2 separate regions of the Homo sapiens genome follow, and region 2 is linked to region 1. A link is a contact called in ENCODE Hi-C or POLR2A ChIA-PET data. All regions are on one chromosome and are shown on one strand. Each heading gives the region's core, a stretch centred on a gene start or an enhancer-like site at or near the end of the contact. The rest is flanking DNA. Distances are from core to core; before and after follow the strand shown. Region 1 overlaps LINC02323 (long intergenic non-protein coding RNA 2323). Region 2 overlaps RCOR1 (REST corepressor 1).

Evidence for each region. A loop is a pair of places that touch in the nucleus more often than their neighbours do. ChIA-PET counts read pairs that join two places held with the same protein, here RNA polymerase II (POLR2A). Pooled maps may share reads with other maps.
Region 2: a pooled map shows a loop between it and region 1 (2.3-fold over the local background). The contact joins two enhancer-like sites. A Hi-C loop is called at or near these places in 3 of 37 single-sample maps with no recorded cell type and 4 of 50 pooled maps. POLR2A ChIA-PET finds 5 or more read pairs at or near these places in 8 of 52 experiments (B cell, HepG2, PC-3 and 5 more).

The regions. Positions count from the first base shown.
Region 1 is chr14:102,553,595-102,557,499 of GRCh38, reverse strand. LINC02323 (long intergenic non-protein coding RNA 2323) reads right to left here. Exons shown (of 3, transcript NR_146561.1): 3 at 1,674-2,790. Among named protein-coding and RNA genes, the nearest start is that of LINC02323, 10 kb to the right of the region's middle. RefSeq lists an enhancer at 654-1,154 and silencers at 1,836-2,255, 2,296-2,365. Within about 2 kb of position 1,784, at least 23 of the 41 ENCODE cell types and tissues checked have a DNase peak (open chromatin) inside an H3K27ac peak, as active enhancers do; they include B cell, where a contact is called at or near this core.
Region 2 is chr14:102,609,512-102,613,416 of GRCh38, reverse strand. All of the region lies in intron 2 of RCOR1 (REST corepressor 1), which reads right to left. Among named protein-coding and RNA genes, the nearest start is that of RCOR1, 19 kb to the right of the region's middle. RefSeq lists an enhancer at 1,889-1,968. Within about 2 kb of position 2,021, at least 3 of the 41 ENCODE cell types and tissues checked have a DNase peak (open chromatin) inside an H3K27ac peak, as active enhancers do; they include B cell, where a contact is called at or near this core.

The sequences.
Region 1 (3,905 bases), core at 535-3,034:
CATCTCTTCATTGTGTGGCCCTCCCTGCCTCCCGGCACCCACATCCATGAGCTGGGTGATCCCTGCGGTTTGTTGATTGGCTGACTGATCCTTGGCAGGGCTGACACCGATGCCCCCCACGGCTGGGCAGGGGATGCTGGGACCAATAGAGGTCCCCATGGTGTCACAGGCAGCTCCTTAGACACTCCAAGCGAGTTCAGGTGCCAAGGTACCAAGGAAAAAGGAGACAGCAGGCCGAGAGACCAGAATCTGGGGGGCCTGAAGGCTACCAGGGAGAGGGGAGGCTTCAGGGCAGGAGGACGCCCACTGTCTGACAGGTTTTATCCACACCATGTCCCAGCTGCAGCGGACAAGGTCCTGTCTCCTGGCAAGAGAAAGCAGGCTCAGAGTGGCAGGCTTTACCTCAGGACACCGCAGGGAGGGCACTACACCTGGGGCCGGTCCTAGCACTCTCAGTGAACCCGTCAAGTCAACCAGTCTGTCCCCTGAGGGGTGGGCTGGACCAGCGGAGCCATCCAGACTCCCCACTCCTCTGCCTTTTTTGTTGTTGTTTTGGAGACAGTCTCGCTCTGTCACCCAGGCTAGAGTGCAATGGCATAATCTTGGCTCATTGCAACCTCCGCCTCCTGGGTTTGAGCAATTCTCCTGCCTCAGCCTCCCGAGTAGCTGGGATTACAGGTGCAAACCACCATGCCTGGCTAATTTTTGCATTTTTAGTAGAGATGGGGTTTTACCATGTTGGCCAGGCTGATCTTGAGCCCCTGACCTCAAGTGATCCACCTGCCTTGGCCTCCCAAAGTGCTGGGATTACAGGTGTGAGCCACCGTGCCCGGCCAAGCAATGTCCCTTCCACCTCACCCCATCCCCACTGGTCAGAACTGCAGGGAAACCCAGTCTCTGGCAGTGTGGTGGTTCTGACCAGTGGAGGTGGGGTGGTGAGGGGCGCCGGGGCCAGCAGCTGTTGAGAAGCCACTGACCCTATGCCTGCGACACGCCTGGTGGGCCCAGTCCTGGGTCCATGGGCTCTGGGGGGCAGAGATCAGGCCCAATCCTCCTTGGGCCCCACTGCACCCTAGAGCAGCTGATGGTGACTGAGACGAGGCCTTGGAGATCCTAGGCTGGGAGGGCCCAGGTTGGACCTGCCAGGTTCGCTGTCCTCAGCCAGGCCAGGTGTAGGGCTAACCACAGCACTGGCGGGATCATGGCCCTGCCCCACTGCCCAGCCCAAGCTGGGAGCAGGCAACCTGGGCCTGGACAGGTGCGGGTCACCCACCCTCACCCTCACCTCAGCCTCAGCCTCCTCCTCCAGATGCCAGATGCTGGAGGCGGAGGCGGCCCCTCACAACTCCTCAGGCCCCTCCGGGACGCTGTGGGTTTTTTTTTTTTTTTCTTTTTTTTGAGACGGAGTCTCCCTCTGTCGCCCAGGCTGGAGTGCAGTGGCACGATCTCGGCTCACTGACCTTAGCCTCCCGGGTCCAAGCAATTCTCCTATCTCAGCCTACCGAGTAGCTGGGATTACAGGCGCCGGCCACCACGTCCAGCTAATTTTTGTATTTTTAGTAGAGACGGGGTTTCACCAAATTGGTAAGGCTGGTCTCGAACTCCTGACCTCAGGTGATCCACCTGCCTCGGCCTCCCAAAGTGCTGGGATTACAGGCGTGAGCCACCGCGCCTTGCCCTGTGGGGTTTTTTATTTTGGCAGAGGGAGGAGATTTAAGGAAAGAACAACCCGGCTATAAGCCCGAGGGGCTGCTGTGACCCCGCCCCCGTTGTCCACATAAGGAAAATGAGGTCCCGGGAGAGCGGACCAGCACCAGGTCTTCCAGAGAAGCTTCCCTGGGGTCTCCGCGCTGGCGGGGTCTCTCCGCCGCCTCCCCCGCCGCCGGGTCTTTGTCTCGCGGTCACTACGGCTGCGCTTCCGCGCTCTCGCGGCCGCCGGCGGGGCTTTTCCCGGGGGAGCGAGGGCCAGGCCCGGCGTGGGTGGGCGCGGAGGCAGGGGCCGCGGCCTGGACGCCAATGTCAGCGCGAGGGTCGCCCCCGGGACCCGTAGGGCGGGACCGGCCTAGGCCTCCCGCAGGCTCTGCCGTCACCTTCAGGTCGGAGCACGGGGTCCCCTCCCGGCAAATGGGCGCGGAGGAAAGCGAAACGGCCTCGGCGCCGTCCTGCTGTTCCCCACGGGGCGGGGGCAGGACCCGGAAGCCTGGCGCCCCCCGCCCCCCGAGTCTGCGGCCCCACCGGCCCCCACCGGCCGATCGTCCTGGGGGGTCCGAGCCTTTCTGCTGCGGCCCCGCCGGGCACGTGGATGCGAGTCCACGCGGTTGGGGAGGTCGCTGGAAACGGGGCGCAGCAGGTGCTGGTTGCCTGGGAGCGACTGTCGGTGTTCTGAACACAACGTGGCGGCCCGGGTTGAGTCGATTCATTCATCTAACGCCCAGGAGCCAGTCCATGGCAAGCCTGGGCTGGCGCTGGCCTGGGCGCGACAAGACCCAAAGCGAGGTGGCCTCGCCCCAGCCAAGTGGCTGCCCCAGTGACTACCCGGTCCCGGATTTAAGCAGAGCTCAGCCGGGATCTGAAGATGTAGGAGGCCACCAGGAAGGGCACTGAGCGCTGAGGGAACGTCCTGGACAAAGGCCCAGAGGTTCGAAGTCTGCGGCCTTTCACCAGCTGAAAGAAAAGCTCATCGCAGGAGTGAGGGGCCAGAAGACAAGTCCCAGAGAGGGAAGGGGCTGGGACCTGTGCGCAAGTACTGCGCTTGGGCTGCGACCTGTGCAATCCCATAGGGTCCTGAGCCTAGAAGAGACCACACTTGGTTTTAATATGCTGCTGTTGCCATCTTGAAATTCTTAATAATTTTTTAACAAGAGTCCCTGTAGTTTCTTTCTCTCTCTTTCCTTCCTTCCTTTCTTCCTTTTTTTTTTTTTTTTTTTTTTTTTGTGAGACAGAGTTTCGCTCTTGTCCCCCAGGCTGGAGTGCAATGGCATGCTATGATCTCGGCTCAACTGCAACCTCCGACTCCTGGGTTCAAGTGATTCTCCTGCCTCAGCCTCCCAAGTAGCTGGGATTACAGGCATGTGCCACCACACCCGACTAAATTTGTATTTTTAGTAGAGACGGGGGTTTCTCCATATTGGTCAGGCTGGTCTCGAACTCCCGACCTCAGGTGATCCACCCATCTTGGCCTCCCAAAGTGCTGGGATTACAGGCATGAGCCACCGTGCCTGGCCCGTAGTTTCATTTTACAGTAGCCTGCCCTATAAGGAGCATGGCAGAGCCAAGGGAGAGTTTGTTATGTTTTTTTTTAAACACTGATAAAAATATACATAGCAAAATTTACCATTATAGTTTTTTTTTTCTTTTTTTTTTTGAGACAGTCTCGCTCTGTCGCCCAGGCTGGAACACAGTGGCATAAACTTGGTTTACTTTGCAACCTCTGCCTCCCAGTTTCAAGCAATTCTCGTGTTTCAGCCTCCCAAGTAGCTGAGATTACAGGCGTGCGCCACCACGCATGGCTAACTTTTGTATTTTTAGTAGAGACAGGGTTTCACCATGTTGGCCAGGCTGATATTGAACTCCTGACCTCAGGTGATCCACCCACCTTGGCCTCCCAAAGTGTTGGGATTACAGACAGGCATGAGCCACCACACCTGGCCAGCATTCCTTTTAAATAATATACCACATTCAATTAAAAAAAAAAATTAGCCAGGTGTGCCCGAGGTGGGAAGATCACTTGAGCCCAAGAGGTTTAGGCTGTAGTTACCTGTGATCTCTCCACTGTACTCCAGCCTGGGCGACAGAGTGGGACCCTGTATCAAAATTAAATAAACAAACAAAGATAACACATTAGTTTATTCCTTTACCAGTTGATGGATAATTGGGTTGTTTCTAGTTTGGGACAATTGTGCATA
Region 2 (3,905 bases), core at 772-3,271, 56 kb before region 1:
AAAAAGAAAAAAAAAGGCCAGGTGCGATGGCTCACACCTGTAATTCCAAAACTTTGGGAGGCTGAGAATGGCGGACCACCTGAGGTCATGAGTTTGATACCAGCCAGGCCAACACGGTGAAACCCCAACTCTACCAAAAATACAAAACTTAGCCAGGCGTGGTGGCGCACGCCTGTAGTCCCAGCTACTCGGGAGGCTGAGGCACAAGAACTGCTTGAACCCGGGAGGCGAAGGTTGCAATGAGCCGAGATTGTGCCACTGCATTCCAGCGTGGGCGACAGAGCAAGACTCCATCTCAAAAAAACAAAACAAAACAAAAAAAGCGAGACTCGCACCATCTCAAAAAACAAAACAAACAACAACAACAACCAAAAAAACCACCTATACTCCTTTGGAAAATTCTGGACTAGAATCATCAATACGGTAGTCAGATTTGTTTTTTCTTTTTTTTTTTTTTTGCTAAGAGATACTGTCTCCTGTCTCTCAGGCTAAAATGCAGTGGTGTGATCATACCTCATAGCAGCCTCAAACCCATGGGTTCAAGCAATCCTCCCATCTCAACCTCCCAAGTAGCCAGGACTACAGGTGCACGTAGAGACAAGGTCTTGCTATGTTGCCCAAGCTGATCTCTAGCTCCTGGCATCAAGCAATCCTCCTACCTCAGTCTCCCAAAGTGCTGGGATTACAAGTGTGAGCCACTGCACAGGGTAACCAGCAAGCAGATTTCTAAGAGCAAATGAGATCAGATGGAGTACTTCATCAGGAATATTGAAATGAACAAGGCTGGGTGCAGTGGCTTACTCCTGAAATCCCACCACTTTGGGAGGCCGAAGCAGGTGGATTGCTTGAAGCCAGGAGTTCAAGAGCAGCCTGGGTAACATGGGGAAACCCCCATCCCTACAAAAAATACAAAAATCAGACCGGGCGTGGTGGCTCACACCTGTAATCCCAGCACTTTGGGAGGCTGAGGCGGGCAGATCGCTTAAGAGCAGGAGTTCAAGACCAGCCTGGCCCAAAACCCCGTCTCTACTAAAAATCCAAAACAAATTAGCGGGCGTGGTGGCGCGCACCTGTAATCCCAGCTACTCAGGAAGTGCAGTGGCTCATGCCTGCAATCCTAGCACCTTTGGGAGGCCAAGGTTTGGGAAGAGGGGACCGCTTGAGGCTAGGAGCTCAAGACCAGCCTGGGCAACATGGCAAAATCTATACTTATGCTTCCAGTCAAGGTAGAGTGACATGAACCAGATTTACCTTGTGTAGTATATTATGAAATATGTATTTGGTCTTTGTCCCTGGTTCCACACCCCCTTAGCCAGATGTGATGGCAAAATCCTGTAATCCCAGCTACTGGGGAGGCTGAGGAGGGATGATCGCTTGAACCCTGGAGTCTTCAAGGCCAGCCTGGGCAACACAGTGAGACCCTATCTCTAAAACAATAAAAATAACCAGGCATGGTATAGCCCCAGCTATATGGGGTGCATGGCTTGAGCCCAGGAGTTTGAGGCTGCAAGGAGCTATGATCACAAAACTGCACTCCAGCCTGAGTGACAGAGCAAGACACCTTCTCTAAAAATATAAATAAAATACCCAAAAGAATCAAATGGAACAATCCACAAGGCTCACATGGGAACAGGAAGAGTGCCAGTTCCTCACAGCCAGAGTGGAAAACCACATAGTCCATGGGCTATCACACAGAATCCCCAAAAGGATTTTGACTCAATAGTGGGAAATACTTAGCCCTACACTAAAATGGTTTTGATCTCACCTAACAGAGCTTAAAAGCAAGACTTCATCAAACTATTTTTAAGTATTTTAACCACATCTCAGAACAAAACTCAAGAATATTTATAGAAATACAAAAATATCCAGCCTCCAACAAAGTAAAATTCATGATGTCTGGCATCCAAAAATCAACAGATAAGCAAAGTAGGTGGAAAAGACAACCCAAAAAGAGGAAGAAAAAAAAGAATCAAGCAACTGAAACTGACCCAGAAATGACACAGATGATAGAATTAGTAGACAAGGGCATTAAAAGAACTATAGGCTGAGGCCGGGCATGGTGGCTCATGCCTGTAATCCCTACACTTTGGGAGGCCAAAGTGGGAGGATCACCAGAGGTCAGGAGAGACCAGCCTGGCCAACATGGTGAAACCCTATCTCTACTAACAATACAAAAAATTAGCCAGGCGTGGTGGTGAGCACCTGTAATCACAGCTACTCAGGAGGCTGAGACAGGAGAATCGCCTGAATGGTGTGGGGGCGGAGGCTGCAGTGAGCCAAGATCACACCATTCCACTCCAGTCTGGGCAACAAGAGCGAAACTCCATCTCAAAAAAACAAACAAACAAAAAACTAAGCTCTCCTAAGCTTTCCATTTCAACTTGCTCTTTCAAATAACCTTATTTTGAACACCTTATTGGCAATATTTAAACAAATACACCCCTAGAGGAATTCAGCACACAGCCATCATACATTTCTCAGCTGTACCCATCTCAAATTTCATGCACTTGACAAAAGAGGCAAAACGTCTGAATTATAAAAATTAATAATAACGAAGCTTTTGGGCTGGGCACGGTGGCTCACGCCTGTAATCCCTGCACTTTGGGAGGCTGAGGCGGGTGGATCATGAGGTCAGGAGATTGAGACCATCCTGGCTAATACGGTGAAACCTCGTCTCTACTAAAAAATTAGCCGGGCGTGGTGGTGGGCGCCTACAGTCCCAGCTACTCAGGAGGCTAAGGCAGGAGAATGGTGTGAACGCGGGTGGGCGAGCTTGCAGTAAGCTGAGATGGCGCCACTGCACTCCAGCCTGGGGAACAGAGCGACACTCTGTCACACACACACAAAAATAATAATAATAATAGCAATAATAATGAAGCTTTCATTTCATCAAAATGTCTAGATCATTGCCACCCAACTGAACTTGCTGGGAGGATAAAAATACTCTATTCTGAGCTGTCCAATATGGCACCTACTAGCTATATATGATGGCTGAATATCTAAAATGTGCCTAGTGTAACAGAAGGACTGAATTTTTAATTTTATTTAATTTTAATTAATTTAAATTTCAATAGTTATATGTAGCTAGTGGCTACACTATTGGACAGCACAGCTCTAGATAACTACAAGGAAAATCTAAACTAAAATTTTAAAGATTAAACTTTTCAAAATAATTTTTATAACATGTACAGCTTATATATCATATAATATTAATATTCAAATTAACTAGGTAATTCCTACGTTTTAAGGCTTGACTTAAAGGACGATTTCTCTTTTTTTTTTTTTTGAGATGGAGTTTCGCTCTTGTTGCCCAGGCTGGAGCGCAATGGCGCAATCTCGGCTCACTGCAACCTCCACCTCCAGGGTTCAAGCGATTCTCCTGCCTCAGCCTCCCGAGTAGCTGGAACTACTCCCAGCTAATTTTTGTATGTTTAGTAGAGACAGGGTTTCACCATGTTGTCATGTTGTCCAGGGTGGGCTCAATCTCTTGACCTCGTGATCTGCCTGCCTCGGCCTCCCAAAGTGCTGGGATTACAGGGGTGAGCCACTGCACCCGGCCTTAAAGGACCATTTCATATAGGACTTCCTGGTTTCTTCAACTCCCAACCCTCCACCACAGGGAAGGATCGAGTAACTCCACTACTCTAAGCATCTCAGGACTCTCTGCACTGTCATCAGTAGCATTTTCACGCCTGTAATCCCAGCACTTTGGGAGGCCGAGACAGGCAGATCACCTGAGGTCAGGACCAGCCTGATCAGCCTGGCCAACACGGTGAAACCCTGTCTCTACTAAAAAATACAAAAAAAAAATTAGCCACACTTGGTGGTACATGCTTACAATCCCATCTTCTCAGGAAGCTGAGGCAGGAGAATCACTTGAACCTGGAAGGCGGAAACTGCAGTGA